2 separate regions of the Homo sapiens genome follow, and region 2 is linked to region 1. Evidence: read pairs that join two places in POLR2A ChIA-PET (ENCODE). Cell type or tissue: PC-3. All regions are shown on one strand. Each heading gives the region's core, and the rest is flanking DNA. Links, peaks and the distances in the headings are about the cores only.

The links. ChIA-PET counts read pairs that join two places held together with the same protein. Peaks named below come from ENCODE experiments on the same cell type or tissue, not always from the same donor. Only the 100,000 strongest peaks of a DNase experiment are listed, where the experiment ranks them.
Region 2: POLR2A ChIA-PET joins it to region 1 with 10 read pairs; 5 of 35 experiments call an interaction of 5 or more read pairs at or near these places.

What each region holds. Positions count from the first base shown.
Region 1 is chr12:49,345,600-49,350,970 of GRCh38, forward strand. DNAJC22 (DnaJ heat shock protein family (Hsp40) member C22) reads left to right here and starts at 1,289. Exons shown (of 4, transcript NM_001304944.2): 1 at 1,289-1,952; 2 at 2,045-2,506; 3 at 3,167-4,113. The coding sequence starts at 3,274. RefSeq lists silencers at 1-73, 2,106-2,325 and an enhancer at 1,988-2,931. In PC-3, for the core only: CTCF peaks have their summits at 2,176 (motif pointing left) and 2,377; a DNase peak (open chromatin) is centred at 2,312; H3K4me3 peaks cover 2,872 bases; H3K27ac peaks cover 373 bases; H3K27me3 peaks cover 1,187 bases.
Region 2 is chr12:49,412,040-49,417,410 of GRCh38, forward strand. All of the region lies in intron 2 of SPATS2 (spermatogenesis associated serine rich 2), which reads left to right. Among named protein-coding and RNA genes, the nearest start is that of SPATS2, 47 kb to the left of the region's middle. In PC-3, for the core only: no CTCF peak of the experiment used is centred there; no DNase peak of the experiment used is centred there.

The DNA.
Region 1 (5,371 bases), core at 326-5,325:
GGCGCAGGGCAGAGGGTCGGAGGGCACAGGCGGGGTAGGAGATGGCCCAGACCGGGTGAGGGCAGAAGCCTCACTCACGGGGGAAGAAGGCACTCGAGGTCGCTCTGAGGACCGCTGGGCTGGGATAGACCACCCATCCCCCGCCGGGGAGACCCGGGTAGTAAAGAACAAGACAGAATGGGACAGGCAGGACGGTTTGGACCCCACCTACAAGCGCCTCCACCACCCCAGCCTCCGATCCTTGTCACGCTCTGCTGGGGAAACCGAGGCAGCCGATGCTGAGAATAGCCAAAAAGTTAAAAGCGGGGTCAGCGACGAAGCTGGGGCAGCAACCAGAATTCCTGCGTGGGTTTTTTGGATTCCTCCGCCCACGCGGGGCCAGTTTGCGGGTAAATGCACCACCGCGCCCCGCACCACAGCTCAGACCCTTTCCTCTCGCTGCAGTTTGTCAGATCCCCCCACCTCCCACTCTGCACCAGTTTATAGAACAACAATTTGGGGAAAACAATCCGGGCGGAGTGACGGCCCCGTAATTGTGACAAAGTGAGTGCGGGCGGCTGGAGAGAGCGCTAGGCCGGGAGCGCTGCAGGGCGAGGCGGAGGCAGGGGCGCCTCCCCCCGCCCTGCCGCCCCCTCGTTCTTATTCCGGTCACCTCCCATCCCTCTCCTTGACTCTTCAATTCCTCTTCTCCCGGCCCCTTGCGCCTTCCTTCGCTTGTTCCTCCATCGCTCTTCCCTTTCCTCCCGGTAACAGCTCTTCTCCCGCTCCCCCGACCCCGTCGCCCCTCCCCCGGTGCGCTTTTTCCTCGCTCACTTCTCCCCTCTCCTCTGCCCTCCACTCGTTTCTTCAGCTTTTCCTCGCGCTTACATTGCCCTTGGGCCCCTGGCTCTCCCCGCACAATCCGCTTCTCTCCCTCCCCACTCCTCCCTTCCTGAGATCGAACCCTGAGCCCCTTCCCGACCCCCACTCTCTGGGCCGCCAGCGCAGCCCCGCATTTCTGGGTTCCTCGGGAAGTAAACCTGGGGGCGCGCTGCGGCCCCGGGTGCCCCGGCGGCCAGCCCCTTCCCTCTCCCTTGTATGGCTGCCGCCCCCGCCCCACCACCTGAGCCGGGAGATAGTTTGTTTGTCCAGCGGCGGCCGCCGCCGCCCACGCTGTTTGCAAAGCTTAGCGCGCCGTCGCGCAGTGCGGGCCCAATTAAGTCTCATTCATTATTCAGCGCTCCTGTCCGCCCCCGCCCCCCAGCAGTCTGAGGCGTCGCTTTGGGGCCCCTCCCAGCCTAGGCCCCTCAGTGAGCCCTAAGAGGTCATATAGAGAGCAGCATTTCCTCTCCAGGCCGAGATGAGGGCTGAGGGCGTTTGGAGGGAAGCGCTCTGCCTACTGCCGGGAGGTGACACCCGCGAGGCCGACCGTCCCCCGAAGCCCCCGCAAGTCCAGACTGGGGGACCTCGGAGATCCACGAGATTGCCAGAGAAGGAAATTGAGGCCCAAGAAGCTGCATGACTTAGCCAAGTTCACGGAGTAGAACCCGGGATTGGAGCCCGGGACATTGAAATGAAGGCGTCTTGCATTGCAGCTCCGTTGCAGCGCAGAGGCGCAGGAAGGCAGACTACCACGAGCCTCGGGCTGCGGCCTCGCCCTCCTGGTCGAGCCTCCTGCCCTCCAACCCTCTGCTCCCGTTTCTCCCTCTGGTTCATAGCCCGCGGGACAGAGCAGCCCTGGATTGGGAGGCTCCTCAGGTCTCAGGCTCAGGTGCAGAAGCAGAGCCCCTAACTGGAAGGCTCGGAGGTGGGCCGGTGAGGCAAGCAAGCCCTGTGGGGGGTTGAGGACAGCTTGGGTTGGATGTCCCTCACTGCAGCCTGTCCGTGGATGTCTCTGCCTTAAGGGAATTGGAGGTGGAACCATCCAGTCTTGAAGGTCAACGGAGCGTGAAGAGAGGAGCGTGCAGCTTGAGGTGAGGGAGGAGTCACCTTTCAATTTGTGGGGGTGGGAGGAGGTAATCAAGGACGTATTCTTGCATTTACAGGAGTTTATCCTTTTTTTTAGCACTACAGATAGGAGCGTCCCTTGCTCCTGCCAGGCAGCCCCTCCATAGGGGCAGTCCTGTGCTGCTGTGCCTCGGTACCCGCACAAGGTGTCTGGGGACCGCCCGGACCCCCCCTTCCATCGGCGGCAGCGCCACCTGGCGGCCATGGTGCGGTGGTGTGGGAGGAGCTGGGCCCGGGCTGGGCACTGAGCCCACCGGAGCTGCAGGCGTCTGCAGAGCCTTGCACCGAGTTTCCCCGCGAGGGCGGGCGGGAGGAGTCCCAGGCGGGAATGTGATCCCCAGGGGGCCGGGGAGGGCCCTGGGGAGGAGCCTGGCCTGGGGAAGCCGGACTTCCGTGACACAACAGACACAAAAGACAAAGTCCATTTGGATGGAAGTGGGAGCAGGGCGAGACGGGCCATTTTCACTCTGTGGTCAAAGGAAATGACTGGTCTGACTCGGTCTGGGAGCGGGGCACCCAGGTATGGCCACTTGATTTGGAAGTAGCGGGTGCTGGCTGGTGGTCGCTCCAGATAGAGGGGACACTGGCAGGCACGCTTGGCGTCCAGTTTGATATTGTGAGGATTTGTCCAGCTGCTGTGGAGTGGCTTTCCAAGCCGGCCTCCGAAAGAGGTGGTTGAATTGTGGGGTGCCAAGGTCTAGGTCAAACGAAGTTTTCCAGAATATTTTAATAAAGGGAATTCAGGACCCCTTTCAAGTTTGACCTGTGGGAAAATCTCATGGCCTGGAGAGTTAGGAAGGCAGGAGAGTGGCTAAAGCCTGGGCCAGGTGTGGGAGGGCAGCCACAGTTGGAGTTAAGTCAGGGGTAAGGCAGAGGCTTTCAAAATGTGTGGGAACTTTGGAAAAGCATCCAATGCAGCCCTGCCCCTCCACACATCCCCCCATGAGTCATTTGGGGTCATGGGTCTCAGGGGAAGTCTGAAATTTAAACAGCTTTCTCCTCTAAATCTGGAGTCACTGTGGTTGTAAAGAATGGGACTGAGGTGCTAGGACAAGGGATATGAGATAAATAGCACTGGGGACTCAGGCAGATCTGTACTCAACTTTTATTGGAAAGAGAAATGGTTGCTGTGTTGGAGCCTGGACATCATCTTATGACTCTACTTTTTCCCATCTCTTAGGGTCTAAGGATAACTCTGGGGCCATGACAGCCATGAGTCTCACAGAGGACCCCGAGACTTCTGTGCTGCGAGTAACCGGACTTGTTCTGAGACCTTTGCCCTAGAGGATGGCCAAGGGGCTCCTGGTGACCTATGCCCTCTGGGCTGTGGGGGGCCCTGCTGGGCTCCACCACCTGTACCTGGGAAGGGACAGCCACGCCCTGCTCTGGATGCTGACCCTGGGGGGAGGTGGGCTGGGCTGGCTCTGGGAGTTCTGGAAGCTCCCAAGCTTTGTAGCTCAGGCCAACAGAGCCCAGGGACAGAGGCAGAGCCCCAGAGGGGTGACACCCCCTCTGAGTCCCATTCGCTTTGCTGCCCAGGTGATAGTTGGCATCTATTTTGGCCTTGTGGCACTGATTAGCCTTTCTTCCATGGTCAACTTCTATATTGTGGCCCTCCCACTGGCAGTTGGCTTAGGGGTCTTGCTGGTGGCTGCTGTTGGCAACCAGACCTCAGACTTTAAGAACACTCTGGGGTCAGCATTTCTCACTTCACCTATCTTCTATGGCCGCCCCATAGCCATACTGCCCATTAGCGTGGCCGCCAGCATTACAGCTCAGAGGCATCGCCGCTACAAAGCTTTGGTGGCATCAGAGCCGCTCAGTGTGCGGCTCTATCGTCTGGGCTTGGCTTACCTTGCTTTCACAGGCCCACTGGCATACAGTGCCCTCTGCAACACAGCTGCCACCCTCAGCTATGTGGCAGAAACCTTTGGCTCCTTCTTGAATTGGTTCAGCTTCTTCCCCCTTCTTGGCCGCCTCATGGAGTTTGTCCTCCTTCTGCCTTACCGGATCTGGAGGCTACTGATGGGGGAGACTGGCTTCAACAGCAGCTGCTTTCAGGAGTGGGCGAAGCTCTATGAGTTTGTTCACAGTTTTCAGGATGAGAAGCGTCAGCTGGCTTACCAGGTAAGGCTTTCTTCCCTCAGTCCTGTCCGGTGGCTCTGGTGGCCCTCATGTGGAAGTACTGTACTTTTGTCTGTTGGCCAGGTGCTGGAAGGATATTCTGGCTTCTTTGGATATCTGTGTACAATGGGCAAAGGTTACAGATGCTGTGAGTAGGAAAAATATATGTGTATATTATTTACTTTTTATTGAGGTACAACATATATAAATTGCACTAATTTTATGTATACCTGACTCAGATCAAGGGATGGAACATTTCCAGCACTAAGAAGTTTCTTTTATTCCCCTTCTCAGCCTATACTCCCACCTTCAGAGGTCATTTCTATTCAGACTTTCGTCACCATACATTAGTTTTGCTCATTCTTCTTCTTCTTTTTTTTTTTTTGAGATGGAGTCTCGCTGTGTTGCCCAGGCTGGAGTGCAGTGGCACAATCTCAGCTCACTGCAACCTCTGCCTCCTGGGTTGAAGCGATTCTCCTGCCTCAGCCTCCCGAGTAGCTGGGACTACAGACGTGTGCCACCACGCCCGGCTAATTTTTGTATTTTTCATAGAGACAGGGTTTCGCCATGTTGGCCAGGCTGGTTTCCAACTCCTGACCTCAGGTGATCCACCCACCTTTGCCTCCCAAAGTGCTGGGATTACAGGCGTGAGCCACCGTGCCCAGCCAGGTTTGCTCATTCTTGAGCTCCAAATAAGTGGAACCATCCCGTATGTGTTCTTTTGTATTTGGCATCTTTCATCTTTCATTCAACATCATGTTTATGAGATGTATTCCTCTTGATTCTTTTTTTTTTTTTTTTTTTTTGAGATGGAGTTTCACTCTTGTTGCCTAGGCTGGAGTGCAATGGCGCGATCTCAGCTCACTGCAACCTCTGCCTCCCAGGTTCAAGTGATTCTCCTGCCTCAGCCTCCCGAGTAGCTGGGATTACAGGCATGCGTCACCACGCCAAATTAATTTTGTATTTTTAGTAGAGACGGGGTTTCTCCATGTTGGTCAGGCTGGTCTCGAACTCCCGACCTCAGGTGCTCCACCCGCCTCGGCCTCCCAAAGTGCTAGAATTACAAGCAGGAGCCACCACGCCCGACCATTATTCCTCCTGTTACTTGCAATTGTAAATTGTTTGTTTTCACTGTTGTGTAGTATCCCATTGTATGATTATACCACAGTTAATTTATTCACTCTATTGTTAATGAACATTTGGGTTGTTTATGGTTTGGGGCTATTATAAATAAAGCTGCTATGAGCTTTCTTGTACATGT
Region 2 (5,371 bases), core at 137-5,136, 66 kb after region 1:
GATTTAAAGATGACGAGGCCTTAGAAATAGTGGTTATTATATGTTAGTGATGATTATTTTAGTTCTGCAGATACAACTGCATTTTAAAACACTATAAATTAGTGTTATATTGCAGAGGAGATAGCATGACCATCAGTCTCAAATTACCTAATAATTTATTTTATTTTATTTTTGAGATGGATTCTCTCTCTGTCGCCTAGGCTGGAATGCAGTGGCGCCGTCTTGGCTCACTGCAACCTCTGCCTCCTGGGTTCAAGCGATTTTCCTGCCTCAGCCTCCCGAGTAGCTGGGATTATAGGTATGCGCCACCATGCCCAGCTAATTTTTGTGTTTTTGGTAGAGGCAGGGTTTCACCATGTTGGCCAGGCTGGTCTTAAACTCCTGACTCCTGACCTCGGGTGATCGGCCTGCCTTGGCCTCCCAAAGTGCTGGGATTACAGGCGTGAGCTACTGTGCCCGGTTAAATTACTTAATAATTTAAAAAATAATTGTAAAATAAATGTTAGTAGGCAGTAAACCATTGATTATGTGTGTGTGTAAATAATTAGAAGTCGTTTCAGGCTGGGCATGGTGGCTCATTCCTGTAATCCCAGCACTTTGGGAGGCTGAGGTAGGAGGATCGCTTGAAGCCAGGAGTTTGAGACTTCAGTGAGCCATGATCACAACACACTGTACTACTACAGCCTGGGCAACAGAGTGAGACGCTCATTCTAAAAAAAAAAAAATTCAAATAGTGTTTGAAGTTAGATAATAATATTTAAAGTTAGATTCAAATAATATTTAAAGTTAGATTGGCATAAATCTTGAAACTTCTAATGATTTTGTCACATTGTAATTGGATAAATGTTAAAACAATTATAAAAATATCTTTTGCCATGGTCAAATTAAACATTTCAGCTGGGGAAAGAAGAAGGAACTGAGTAAGCATAAAGCTAGTATTTGATGTTAATTGATTGGTAATATAGAAAGGCAGGCTAAGTTTGAACTTCCCGAGTCTCAGGCTGGGGTCTCCAGACACGTTGTTAAACAGTTGTTTTGTTCCTTAGTAAGGAACAAAACAACTCCAAACTTAGTGCATAAAACCCTCATGGTTTTGGGGGTTGACTGGGCTCAGCTAAGTGGTTCTTGCTCAAGTTCTGTCATGTAGTTGTAGTCAGATGGTGACTGAGCCTAGAGATATGTTGATGGCTTCCTTCTGTACTTACATATCTGACAGGAGCAGGGAAGTTCAAATAGGCAGGGGATGGAACAGCTACGGCGCCTTGGACATCTCTCTCTATTTTCGTGTAGTCACTCCAGCATAGGGACTTTATGGTAGCCAGACTACTGTAACTTTTTAATTTTAATTTTAATTTTTTTTTTCCCCGTAGAGACAGGGTCTTGCTGTGTAGCTCAGGCTGTCCTGGAACTCCTGGGTTCAAGTGATCCTCCTGCCTCAGCCTCTCAAAGTACTGGGATTATAGGTGTGAGCCACCCTATCTTGCCAGCACGTCATATTCCAAGGGTACTTCAGTCTGCTCTCTGGTCACAAATTATTTTCATTCCTCCCACTTACAGAATACACTCACCCCTTCTTAAGGCCCCCAGAATCTCGCCTAATACATTTCAGCATTAGTCTCAGGTTTGAGGTCCAGGATCTTGCTTTCTAAATCAGATCCAGGTATAAATAAGGCTACTCAGATATGGTTCCTTGGGTGTAGCTCTTTGACTACCATTGCTTTCACTCTGAAGACCTGTGAACTAAACAGACAGGGCATCTCCCCCCATTCCCAGCCTACCCAGTATGCAACACTGGACAGGCAGAAGATAACCACTGTATTCACTCCTGTTCAGAAATACAGAAAAATGGGAGGAACACAGTCATGGGTCCACAGCAATTCTGAAATCCAAGCAGGCATGTATTACCAGTTCTGTAACATTATTGGAGGGATCAGCCCTACTGCCTAGGAATGATCCTCCATAGCTCTTGGTCTGCCTTTTGAATTCTTCCTTTTCCATAAAATGTACTGTGTTGCAATAGAGTACTTTTCTTGGCTTCTTTCCTGCCTATAGAAGTTTGGGTGTCCAGAAGCCTCTTTTCATTTTGTATGGTCTCTGTCCCTTTTAGTCCAAGATGACAGTGTTTCTGAACATAAAATTCTCTTTAAAACTTAGTAGATTTTCTGTGACTCTTATGGGAAGGGAGTTTTAATGTATTAGATAAAAGCCACACTTGCACATTGATAGAACATGTAGAGCTTAGGTTTCCTATATGGCTTTTGTGGGACAACACCTTTAGAATTCTTAGAAGGCCTTTTGTTTGAAACAATCTATGAGGTACCACCTTAAATGTCTTTGACATCTGAACTAGGAGTAGGCAAAGGCCATCGAACTAAGACTTGTTTTTATATTTTCAAAGGGTTAAAAAAAAAAGTTCAACAGAGACTGTATATGGCCCTCAGCCTAAAATATTTATCTGGTCCTTTGCAGAAAATGTTTGCTGACTCTTGGTCTAAATAAAGTTTTAATCTTCATGCCAATTTACCCTGGTCTGCTTTGGATTTGATCTTTGCCCAGAAGGCTTTTTTATTTTTTTATTTTTTTGAGACAGGTTCTTGCTCTGTCTCAAAGGCTGGAGTGCGGTGGTGTGATCATAGCTCACTGCAGCCTTGAACTCCTTAGCTTGTGACCCTCCCACCTCAGCCTCCTGAGTAGCCAGGACTATAGGCAGGCACATGCCTGGCTAATTTTTAAATTTTTGGTAGAGACAGAGTCTCACTATGTTGCCCAGGCTGGTCTTGAACTCCTGGCCTCAAGCGATCCTCCTACCTTGGCCCCACAAAGTGCTGGGATTTTAGGCATGAGCCACTGTGCCTAGCCCAGGGAGCATTTCTTTCTTTTTCTTTTTTTCTTTTTCTTTTCTTTTTTTTTTTTTTTTGAGACAGAGTTTAACTCATGTTGCCCAGGCTGGAGTGCAGTGGCGGGATCTCGGCTCACTGCAACCTCTGCCTCCCGCATTCAAGTGATTCTCCTGCCTTAGCCTCCCGAGTAGAGGCACGTGCCACCACGCCCAGCTAATTTTTGTATTTTTTTAGTAGAGATGGGGTTTCACCATATTGGGCAGGCTGGTCTCGAACTCCTGACCACCTGATCTGCCCCCCTCAGCCTCCCAAAGTGCTGGGATTACAGGCTAATTTTGTATTTTTAGCAGAGATGGGGTTTCACCATATTGGTCAGGCTGGTCTCAAACTCCTGACCTCAGGTGATCCACCCACCTCGGCCTCCCAAAGTGCTGGGATTACAGGCATGAGTCACTGTGCCTGGTCTGGGACATTTCTTAATTTGAGAAATGTTTGCTATATGGGAAGGCTGGGAATAAGAAACAGTTTAATTTTTGGACCTAGCAACTCATTGCTCCTTATATTCTATATACTGCTTGGAAATTGTATAATTTCTTCTGGAGCTTATCTCTCTCTATCTGTACTTTCTTATACACAGCTAAAAGAAACCAGTTGATACTTGATATTCTACCTGGAAATCTCCTTATCTAGTCTGTCAGTTCATTAATTATATTTTCTGTTTTCCACATTACTGCAGATGACAGCTTTGCTAAAGTTTTTCTGTGGTTACCCAATAAAATTCTTCAGCTTCCGGTAACGCTTTTTGCATTTACTTTTAAGCCAGGGGCCTGCAACCTTTTTCTGTAAAGGGCCAGATAGTAAATATTTTAGGCTTTTTGGGCCATATGATCTCTGGCATACTTATACAATATGTAAACTAATAGGTATGGCTGTGTTCCAATAAAACTTTATTTACAAAAACAGGCAGCAGGTTGAATTTCACCTACAGACTGTAGTTTGCTCATCTCTGTTTTAAGTCTTTACGACAGCCTCCTTGAGGCCTTTGTTAACATTTTTCTCAAGACCCTGCAGGCCTTGGCTTACACTCTCAAGGCCCTTTTTGCTTTCCTTTGCTGCTCAGTGTTAAGACCAAACATTTTACTTTTTTTTTTTTTTTTAATGGCAGAACAAAAAAATCTACTCCCTGTACCAAAATCTGTTTTGGTTATCTATTGCTGTGTAACACACATCCCAAATTTAGCAGTGTAAAACAAAACTCCGTTTTATCTTTTATGGTTCTGATGTTTGGGCTTGGCTAGGCAGATCTTTTTTAGGGTTTCTCTTGAAGGTGCAGTCAGGTCATAGCTGGGGTTGGAATCACTTAGAAGCCTTCCTCACCAGCGTCTCTTATGCAGTTGGAGATAGATGGTAGCTGGGCCTGGAGTCATTATCTCAGAGGGATCCTCATTCATATGAGGTGGCTGGGCTGGGAAGCCTTAACAGCTGGTGTTTCCAGACATCTCTCTAACCCTGTGAGGCTTACTGGGTATCTTATATGGTGACTTGGACTTTGAAGTTGCCTGAGAGAGCACCTGGCAGAAGTTTTATCACCTTTTTATTTTATTTTATTTTATTTTATTTTATTTTGAGATGGAGTCTCGTTCAGTCGCCCAGGCTGGAGTGCAGTGGCTTGATCTCAGCTCACTGTAACCTCCGCCTCCTGGGTTCAAGCAATTCTCCTGCCTCAGCCTCCCACTGGGATTACAGGCACCCATGACCACGCCCGACTAATTTTTTTGAATTTTTAGTAGAGGTGGGGTTTCACCATGTTGGCCAGGCTGGTCACGAACCCCTGACCTCAAATGATTTGCCCACCTCAGCTTCCCAAAGTGTTGGGATTACAGGCGTGAGCCACTGTGCCTGGCCTTTATCACCTTTATGACCTAGCTTCTGAGGTTGCTCAGTGCCCCTTCTGTTGCATTCCCTTCATGGGGAGAAGAATGAGACTCTACCTTTTGATGGGAGAAGGATGAAAGAATTTGCAAACGTATTTTAAAACACCAGACACCCCACATATATACCTATCAACAAGTTTTGGAAGCTAGACAACGTGTCAGGCTTTTCTCTTCCCTTTTTCACTAGGCAGGGAGATGAAAGATGGCCTCTCTTCTTTTAAATGTTCAAGAACTGGTTTGTCAAGAGCTGTGGAAGAAGACTTCCCAGTAATAAAAACCTCTTTTCTTCAGTAGGGACAGGACCTGGGAACTTTGGACTGACATTTGATTTCCTCTCTTTTCCTTTTGTATCAGAGTAGGCTTAATGATGCTTCTCTCTCAAAAGAGGAAACAAAAAGAAATTAAAATCTCTGTATTAAAATTTTTACCATTTAGGGATTAGCTTGAATCCATAAGTAACATCTTTGCAAGGGTTAAAGAATATATGTGCCTGTTTGTCATTCACACTTTCAGTTGAATTAGTTTAGCTAGCTTTCTTAATTCTTGTAGGGATACTCCTAAGGGAAATTTTGAAAAGCGGTTAGGTGATGGAGATAA